2 separate regions of the Homo sapiens genome follow, and region 2 is linked to region 1. A link is an interaction called in ENCODE POLR2A ChIA-PET data of the cell type or tissue named here. Cell type or tissue: MCF 10A. All regions are shown on one strand. Each heading gives the region's core, and the rest is flanking DNA. Links, peaks and the distances in the headings are about the cores only. Region 1 overlaps LINC03036 (long intergenic non-protein coding RNA 3036). Region 2 overlaps LOC105378507 (a long non-coding RNA gene).

Region 1 (4,394 bases), core at 272-4,271:
AAATCACATATGTGATAAGACAAAAGGAAAAGGGAAATTTTTAAATTTTTTAACAGAATATTACAAAATAAAATAAAAAGTATATTCAGAAGGATAATTCAGGGAGGATTCCCCCAAAATGAAGGAATCACTAAATCTGACCATTGAGAGGGCATACCATGTAACAAATAAAAATGATATTGAATGCTCAATATTAAGGCATATCCTGCTGAAGCCATTGAACTTGAAAATAAAGTACTTTCTTCAGTACAATGACAATTAATACACGTTGAGGGAATGGCACAATTAGACAATGACAATTTGCAAACCATCATAACGATAATTGACTCAGGCAAGAATCATTAGCAGAGGCTAAAACTTGTGGGTGAAAATTTCAGGATGAACAAGATATTGTCATAGTCTCAAAATACCTCCCCACAAAATACCAATTTCCTACAAAGGTGAAAATAGCAACCATGAAAGTGGAAAAGCCCAGCAGACACCACCGTAACCAAGTAACCAAAGTTACTGTCCGAAGCCATGGCGCAAGGAACACAGCACTGCTATGTGACTCATTCCACTTCTCTAGGCTTGCTATTTTGTCGTTAACCCATTCTCACCTGTGAAGCCATCTACTCTCTGCTTCACACTATCTTGGACTGTCAGCTTTTAGGAGGCAGGGATTGGTCTGCTTAATTTATCCTGAAGGAGCTGGGCAAGAGGCAGATGTTTCCGACCTCATACAGGTGCACCTCAGAAGGGCCTTTACACCCAATCCTTTATTTGACCCTCACAACCTGAAAGCTAAGTCAAACAGGTTTTTCTCTCATTTCTACAAATGCAAAAACAAAGGCTCAGAGAGGTGAAGCCACCTGCCCAAAGTCACACAACTAGCAAGTGGTCAAGCCCAGATATCCTGGCTCCAACAAGATGCTGCAGTAGACACTGTGGTTGATGCCTCAACATCCATCCCAGCCCTGTCCCTCTGTGTGGCCACAGTTATTTCAGGGACTGGCCCTGCCTCCAGATGGGCCTCACTTAGTCAATATGAATTATAGAATCCCATCCCTCTTCATCAGGGATTGGATCAAAAGCCCAGCCTGAGCTTGTCCCTACCTTGTGCCACCTACCTTGTCCCAGGAATTGGTTCTTGCCAATAAGACACAAAAAGTCTGCTGGCCAGGCGCAGTGGCTCACGCCTGTAATCCCAGCACTTTGGGAGACCAAGGCGGGCGGATCACAAGGTCAGGAGATCGAGACCATCCTGGCTAACATGATGAAACCCCATCTGTACTAAAAATACAAAAAAATGAGCCAGGCATGGTGGCGGGCGCCTGTAGTCCCAGCTACTCAGGAGGCTGTGGCAGGAGAATGGCATGAATCTGGGAGGCAGAGCTTGCAGTGAGCCGAGATCGCGCCACTGCACTCCAGCCTGGGCAACAGTGCGAGACTCTGTCTCAAACAAACAAACAAAAAAAAGACATAAGTAGTCTGCTGAGGGCTTTTAGGGAATTTTTCCTTACTATTAAAGGACAAGATTAGACCAGGCCAGATGGCTCACACCTGAAATCCTACAACTCTGGGAGGCCAATGTGGGCAGATTGTGTGAATTCAGGAGTTTGAGACCCGCCTAGGCAACAGCAAAACCCCATCTCTACAAAAAATATAGAAATTGGCTGAGCATGGTCGTGCATGCCTGTAGCCCCAGCTACTCAGTGGGCTGAGGTGGGAGGATTGTTTGAGTCTGGGGGAGGGAGGTTGCAGTGAGCCAAGAATGTGTCCCTGCACTCCAGCCTGGGTGACAGAGCAAGACCCTGTCTCACACACACACACACACACACACACACACACACACACACAAAGCCAGTTTTTGCAGTTCTTAATTCCCACCAAAATTAAATATGCGTATATTGAAAAAAAAAAAAAGCAAGATTAGGAAGTTTCTCCATCTTTCTAGAATGAATGAGGAAGAAGATAGCCCCGCTGGCTGCTGGCAGCAAATCTACAACGAAGTGGTTCTAAAATGAAGTGGATGCTCTGGCTGGCAGAAGAGAGAGGCAGAAAGAACTAGGTATCCTTGATGGCCTCATGAAGCTCAGTGTCACACAGTCTTGAAGCCCACCCTACCTGTGAGCGTCCACTCAGGTAAGGCCACAAAGTTCCTTAACCTTTCAGCTGGGTCAAGTTGGCTTATTTGTTAATTGCAGCTAAAAGCATCCCACTGGACGCAGCACCCTCTCCCTCCCAGCAGCTTGGCATTAGGGAGCCCAGCATCCTGAAAATCCCACTGAGCTCCCAGGAAATAGTAATATCTGCCTCACCAGCCCCACATTGCCCCATCTTCCCCAATGGCTGTTTGCCAACTTTATTGCATCAAATCTATTGAAGTTTTTGTTGTTGTTGTTTTAACTTCGCAGGGAAGGCTGTTCTATGGTGCTGTGAGTCATCCTGGGAAGCAGCAGCCCTAGTGCTAAGGCAGGATGCAGATCAGTCTGTTCCAGTACCCACCTCCCCTCTCTCCTCCCCCGCAAAGGGCAGTTTCCTCTGGAATCCATGCACATGCAATTTATTTCTAACTGCTCCAGCAGGTTCCAATCCTGTTGCTTGCTGCGTCTAGTTATTCACTTGGAATCAGAGCTGCTGGAAAGTCAAAATTAGCCTCATTCTACCAGCATGAAATAGAAACACAGAGGCAGTCCCTTGGCTTTAGGGAGGCAAGAATCTAGAATTTTTCTTATCTCTCTGTGAATACCAGAGCTGAGGGTTACATGGGTCTGTGATTACACAGTCATTTGGAAATTGTGCAAGTTGGAAGCAGCACTGTCATTGACTTCCTGTTAAGAGGAGGCAGCAGGAGAAGCCTTCCAGAGAGGGACACAGGGCAGCCATCTGGTTGGAAGTCATTGTGCTTACATAAGTTGTCTGTTCACTTAAGGAGGCAAGGGTTAAGCAGGCTGCAAGGCAAGGAGTGTGAATGACCCTAAGCCATGCTTGACACCATGCATTAATGATGTTTTTTATCTTCTGTAGTTTATAAAGCTTTGACATCCTGAGGCCTTGCTAATCCTGGAGAGACTCCCCTTCCAGGGCTAGCTAATTTCTAGAGATAGTAAACAATTTGCCTGCCAACATATCTTTCATATACAAACCAACCAATCCAAAACCTGTATCCCCAACCACTTCCTTTATTTAACTCTCACACACCAAGCCCATATTTTCCTTGCCCTAAATCACCCCAGGACCAAGTAACAGACTACTGGAGACCATTCCTATAGCCTAGAACCCGCAGACATTATTCAAACTCTCTAATTCTAAGCTTGCTCAAACTTGCCAATCCTGCCTCACCCATCCCTCCCCACGGAATCCCCAATAAGGTCTATGGGTCATGCCCTCTCTTCATTCTTTCTGCCTCATGACCAACTCTGGTGCCTTTGCATGTGACCCTGCATGGCACAGCATGCCCCCTTCTCTTGGGAACTGTAATAAACTCCTTTCAAGGCATATTTCTCTATGTCTGTCATCTTACCATACCTAATTAAAACAAAATCCTAGATCCTTTGTTTGTTTTTGCTTATTTTTTATTTGTTTGTTTTAGAGACAGGGTCTCACTCTATCACGCAGGCTAGAGTACAGTGGCATGATCATAGCTCATTGCAGCCTCGACCTCCTGGACTCAAGTGATCCTCCTGCCTCAGCCTTCTGAGTAGCCGGGACTACAAGCACGTGCCACCATATCTGGCTAATTTTTTTTTTCCTTTTAATTACATTTATTTTAATGCTGAATTTACTCCTGTGCCATAAGTTTTTGTTTCTTCAGTTTCTTCTGGGATATCTTTTTCTTCTGGGCAACCTCCTCTTCTGATTTAGGAACAATCTGTTCCTTTTCCGTAAGGATCATCTCAATGTGGCAGGGAGAGCTCATGTATGGGTTAATCCGACCATGAGCTCTGTGGGTCCGGCGGCGCATCTTAGGTGTTTTGTTCACTTGGATGTGCTCAATGACCAGAGAATCTACATCTAAACCCTTAAGTTCAGCATTACTCTCTGCGTTTTTAAGCATGTGCAGCAAAAATTCAGCACTCTTTTTGGGCCACCGACCTTGTGTCCAGCCCCACTGCTTGGCCTGCGTACACCTGCTAACTCCACCATTGTAACGTAGGAATGGTACACACTGTTTCTGTAAAGTGACATCTTTCAGATACTTCTTGGCTTTTCATATATGTATACCCTTGATGGCCTGAGCAGTTTCATGGTGTTCTTAAAGTGAACACAAAGATTGGAACCTCTTGATTTGCATCATTTCGTGGGGTTCTCCGGGTCAAGTGAATAGCGAACCATTTTCACAGATTACCTCAGGCTGCTTAGGGAAACAGCATTTTTTTTTTTTTTTTTTTTTTTTTTAGAGCTAGGGCCTC
Region 2 (4,394 bases), core at 241-4,240, 370 kb before region 1:
TTGGATGCTTTGGCTAAAGAAAGAGAGAATAAGAAGTTGTGAGTTCATCTGTGTGTGTGTGTGTGTGTGTGTGTCTGTTGTGTGTATGTGTCTGTTGTGTGTGTGTGTGTGTGTGTGTTTTAAACCAAGATTTAACTAAACCTCAGGAGTTTTCAATCTGTTTTCCTAATAAAGTTTACTCAGAAACATTGGACCGGCAGTGACTGTTGAGAGACCCCAGGGCTATTTGTGTAAATTGAAAAGACTCCTGAGCTCACTCCTGTTTTTATTATGGGAATCACACTAAATGTGATAATTTTTGTGAAGCGTGTTTGCTGTCAACTTCTAATTGTGCTTGTTCATAAGCAGCTGAATAGGAAAAAACCATCTCAATCTATCTGTGATTACAGTCACCAAATATAGAATCTTCCCATCAGACCTGAAATAGAAAACCTCACCTTTAATAACTTTGTGTCGCACAAACGCTGGGCTCAGACTCTCAGAGGGAACGTGGCATCACATCGAATGTTCTCTCCTCCACAGTTAACTCTTATACTTCAAAGTTGTGTGTGATTTAAGGTTTGATTTGGGGCTGCATTCTCTGCAGCCCCAAATGTGAAGTGATTTCCCCATACTAGATACTAAGAGGCGTACTACAAGGCTTACTGACCTCTGCTTAGTGGCTATTATTATGAACTCAGAATTAAGCTGATTGCTAGTAAAACACATGTACTTGGTTATATTTTGTTTATAATATTTCTCACAGTAAAAGTATCCTCTCAGCACACTTCTAAGCTCCTTAAGGACATTCTCTTAGTTTAGAACTAGAAAAAAATACTGAAAAACACAGAAGCTGTTTAGTCCAAGCTTGATCTAAAAGAAGCACAGATAGGCTGGGCGTGGGGGCTCATGCCTGTAATCCCAACACTTTGGGAGGCCGAGGTGGGAGGATCACTTGAGGTCAGGAGTTCGAGACCAGCCTGTCCAACATGGTGAAACTCCGTCTCTACTAAAAATATAAAAAGTAGCTGGACATGGTGGTGGGTACCTGTAATCCCAGCTACTTGGGAGGCTGAGGCACGAGAATCCCTTAAACCCAGAAGGCGGAGGTTGCAGTGAGCCAAGATTGCGCCACAGCACTCCAGCCTGGGCATCGGAGTGAGACCCTGTCTCAAAATAAATAAATAAATAAATAAATAAATAAATAAATAAATAACAATAAAAGAAGCATAGATAAATTAAGTCTATTCATTGTAGTCTAAGGCACAGTGCTAAGCACATAGTAGATGCTTAAAAAACCCTTGCTGGCGTGACTTGAGTGGATTTATAGCCTGTGATTACCTTTTAGCATCATTGGCAGTTTGCCATAAAAAACACAATATCTGTTGACATCTCTTATCATGACATAAAAACAGATGGCTGCCCTGCACAAAATGCATAAGGCCCGAATGGCCCATCAACCAGTCTAGACCAGGCTATCTCAACATTCCACCTGGGCCTGGATTTAACCAGGAGTTGTGCAGAGGATGGAGAATACAGGGAGGCTTCTAAATCTAAACCCTGAGATCTTGAAAATTCCTTGAAAAGGATCCTCTACAAGGAGTTCTTCCAGTCCCTTGCACCCAACACTCCTATTTATCCATGCTTTTGCTTTGCTATTCCCCCTCTCAGAAATGCCCTATTCCTCTTTTCCTCTCACCCTCACCTGGCCTTCCTGCCTCATCTGCTCTGCACATCCAGACCTTGGGTCACAGCCCTCCTGGAAGTGTGGTCACAGCCCTCCTGGAAGTGTAGTCACAGCCACAGCGTCTGTGCCAGCAACCATCCCAGCTCCTGGCTGCTGGGCCCAGGTGAGGCACTTTTGACTCATCATCTCCTATGATTATTCATAAAACCCCACAAATACATATGATTTTGCTCCTTTACAGATGGGAAAACCTAAGGCAGAGATTAGATAAGTAAACCGCCCAAGGTCACATGGTTAGTAGGTAGCCAAACAAGTGTCAACCCCACTCGGTCTGATACCAAAGCCTGTGATCATCTCTCTCTCACGATGCAGCTTCGCTTGGGTCGACCACCTTAAAAGACTCTTGTGTCATGGGGTCTTAGTTTACCTGAGTTTGGGAATTAAGGTTCATATGCAACTTCATAGGGTATTTGCCCTGTGCTGATGACCCTATATTTGGTCCTTCTGGGAATGGCTGTGATGCCATTGCCTTAGGGGAGGAAGGCCCAAACCTAAATTCAAAGCCCACAGAAATGAGTCTGTTGGCTGGGAGCATGAAGCAATGTGTTAAGAACATGAGTCACTGAGATTTCACCACCTTTGTGCTCTGCGGATTCCCTTGTCTTGACAAGCTATCATTTTGAGTGTTTAGGGCCACTGTGTAGCAGGAGTTCTATTTTGCAGCCTAAGCTGGACTCTGAAGAATTCAGACTTGCCCAGGCATTAGGGAAAAAATGTGCCAAGAATCGATTTGCACAAGGGAACAGGAGCCTGTTGGGAAAAGCCTCACCCTAAGGCAGAGAGAGTCCAGGCACATGAGCTCAGGTTGCAGGGAAGAAGAAAACCTCAGTAGAGCCCTGTCTGACAAGTGTCTTTTGCTTTCTCCCCACTCTCAGCCACTAGGCACTCCTGCCGAGTTCAAAGGAGAGGGCGCTTCAGTCAGACAGCAAATGAAAGCAAGGTGAGCTCGTTCACTAAAATGTCCTTGAACGGTTGAGGGCCCACGATGGTGCCCTGCTGTTCCGCTCCCCTCACCCTGGGTGGCATTGCTACTTCACTGTCATGGAACAGGACAGCCCACTTGGTGAGCACAGAACCATGAGTCTCTGATCCAGTGCCAAGCAGAATGTGCCAGCGGAATATGCCTGTATCTGCAAATGTGTCCTAACTGAAAAGCAAATCAAACCTCCACCACCCATTCTCATACATCTTTGTGTTAAATATGTTATAGTTTTCTCAAGTCAGATTTTTGCAAAATTCTTGCTGCTTTTCATATGTGGATCTTGTCGATCATTTGTCCCTTTTAGAGAGCAGTCAGCCTCACATGAGGAGTACTTGTCATTCAGCAAGGAATTAGGAGATGCCTGGTGTTTGAAGGGTCACTTGGCCTGTGGCTCCTTGAGGCCAACGCCTAGCCCAGTGCTCCTCCAAACCCTGTCCTTCAAGTGGCTGCGACAGTTGCCCATTTCCAAGAGGCCTTTCCCCTTATGAAAGGATCCAGCATCCTCACTCAGATTAAATACGATTTCTATTGGTTGTGTTTCCTAAATAAATTGCTGGTAAATTACATCATCAAATGCAATTGGCTTTAATGTCATCTTAAAACTTTAAAGATTTTGTAATGTCATTGGCTTTTCATCTTTTCTGAGCCTTTCTAGTTACATAATGATATGCAATTGCTAGAGGTTTATGCCTTGAAAAAAATACAAAAATGCCACACTGGTTCATGCCTTTTGGCCTTTGCTCAGGTCTTGCCCTCTGCCTGGAATGCTATTAAGAGCTGGCATTTGCTGAGTACACACTACGTGCCAAGCATTATAACAAATGTGTCCCAACATCCTTATGAAATAGACATGGTTATTGGTCTGATTTTGTAGTTTGGGGAAATTGAGGCACAAAGTAATAAATGACTGGCCCAAGTTCATATAAGTGGTAAGCAGTTAGAATTAAAACTCAAAGTCCATCTGCCTGGCACCAAAACAGAGCTCTTGACCATTCTGACAAACTGCTGCCTGACAGAATGTTTTTCAAGCCCACCTCCTTATGTAAACATTGAATGTCTATTCAGCCTTCAGGATGCCGATCCAGTATCTGCTCCTTTATGAAGCCCTTCTTGACTCCCATAACAGAGCTAACCCCTCCCTCTGGGCCACTTTGGCACCGTGTACACACTGTCTTGTTTTGCTTTGTCATCAGAATTATTTGTTATCATGTCACATGGGTCTATCAATTCCTTGAGGATAGGAAGCATGTCCCATGCCTCTTTGTATCCTTCAGATGTCTGGCACATAATAAGATGTTCAGTACATGCTGATTGACCACCTATCTGAAAACAAACTTAGGCCAGGCATGGTGGCTTCACCTGTAATCCCAGCACTTTGAGGGACCAAAGCCAGAGGATCACTTGAGCCCAGGAATTTGAGACCAGCCTGGGCAACATGGCAAGACCCCATCTCTACAGAAAATAAAAAAATTAGTTGGGTGTGGTGGCATGTGCCTGTAGTCCCAGCTACTTGGGAGGCTGAGGTGGGAGGATTGCTTGAGCCCAGGAGGTTGAGGCTGCAACAAGCTGTGACTGCACCACTGAACTCCAACTTGGGTGACACAGTGAGTACCCATCAAAAGAAAGAAAGAAAGAGAGAGAGAGAAAGAAAGAAAGAAAGAAAGAAAGAAAGAAAGAAGGAAAGAA

What was found. ChIA-PET counts read pairs that join two places held together with the same protein. Peaks named below come from ENCODE experiments on the same cell type or tissue, not always from the same donor. Only the 100,000 strongest peaks of a DNase experiment are listed, where the experiment ranks them.
Region 2: POLR2A ChIA-PET joins it to region 1 with 5 read pairs; 1 of 35 experiments calls an interaction of 5 or more read pairs at or near these places.

What each region holds. Positions count from the first base shown.
Region 1 is chr10:118,868,286-118,872,679 of GRCh38, forward strand. The region is part of intron 2 of LINC03036 (long intergenic non-protein coding RNA 3036); the gene reads right to left. It also overlaps the pseudogene RPL17P36. Among named protein-coding and RNA genes, the nearest start is that of CACUL1, 120 kb to the left of the region's middle. In MCF 10A, for the core only: no CTCF peak of the experiment used is centred there; DNase peaks (open chromatin) are centred at 536, 2,406 and 2,786.
Region 2 is chr10:118,499,495-118,503,888 of GRCh38, forward strand. It overlaps LOC105378507 (a long non-coding RNA gene), which reads left to right. Exons shown (of 4, transcript XR_946354.2): 3 at 2,602-2,666. Among named protein-coding and RNA genes, the nearest start is that of PRLHR, 94 kb to the right of the region's middle. In MCF 10A, for the core only: no CTCF peak of the experiment used is centred there; DNase peaks (open chromatin) are centred at 1,787 and 2,347.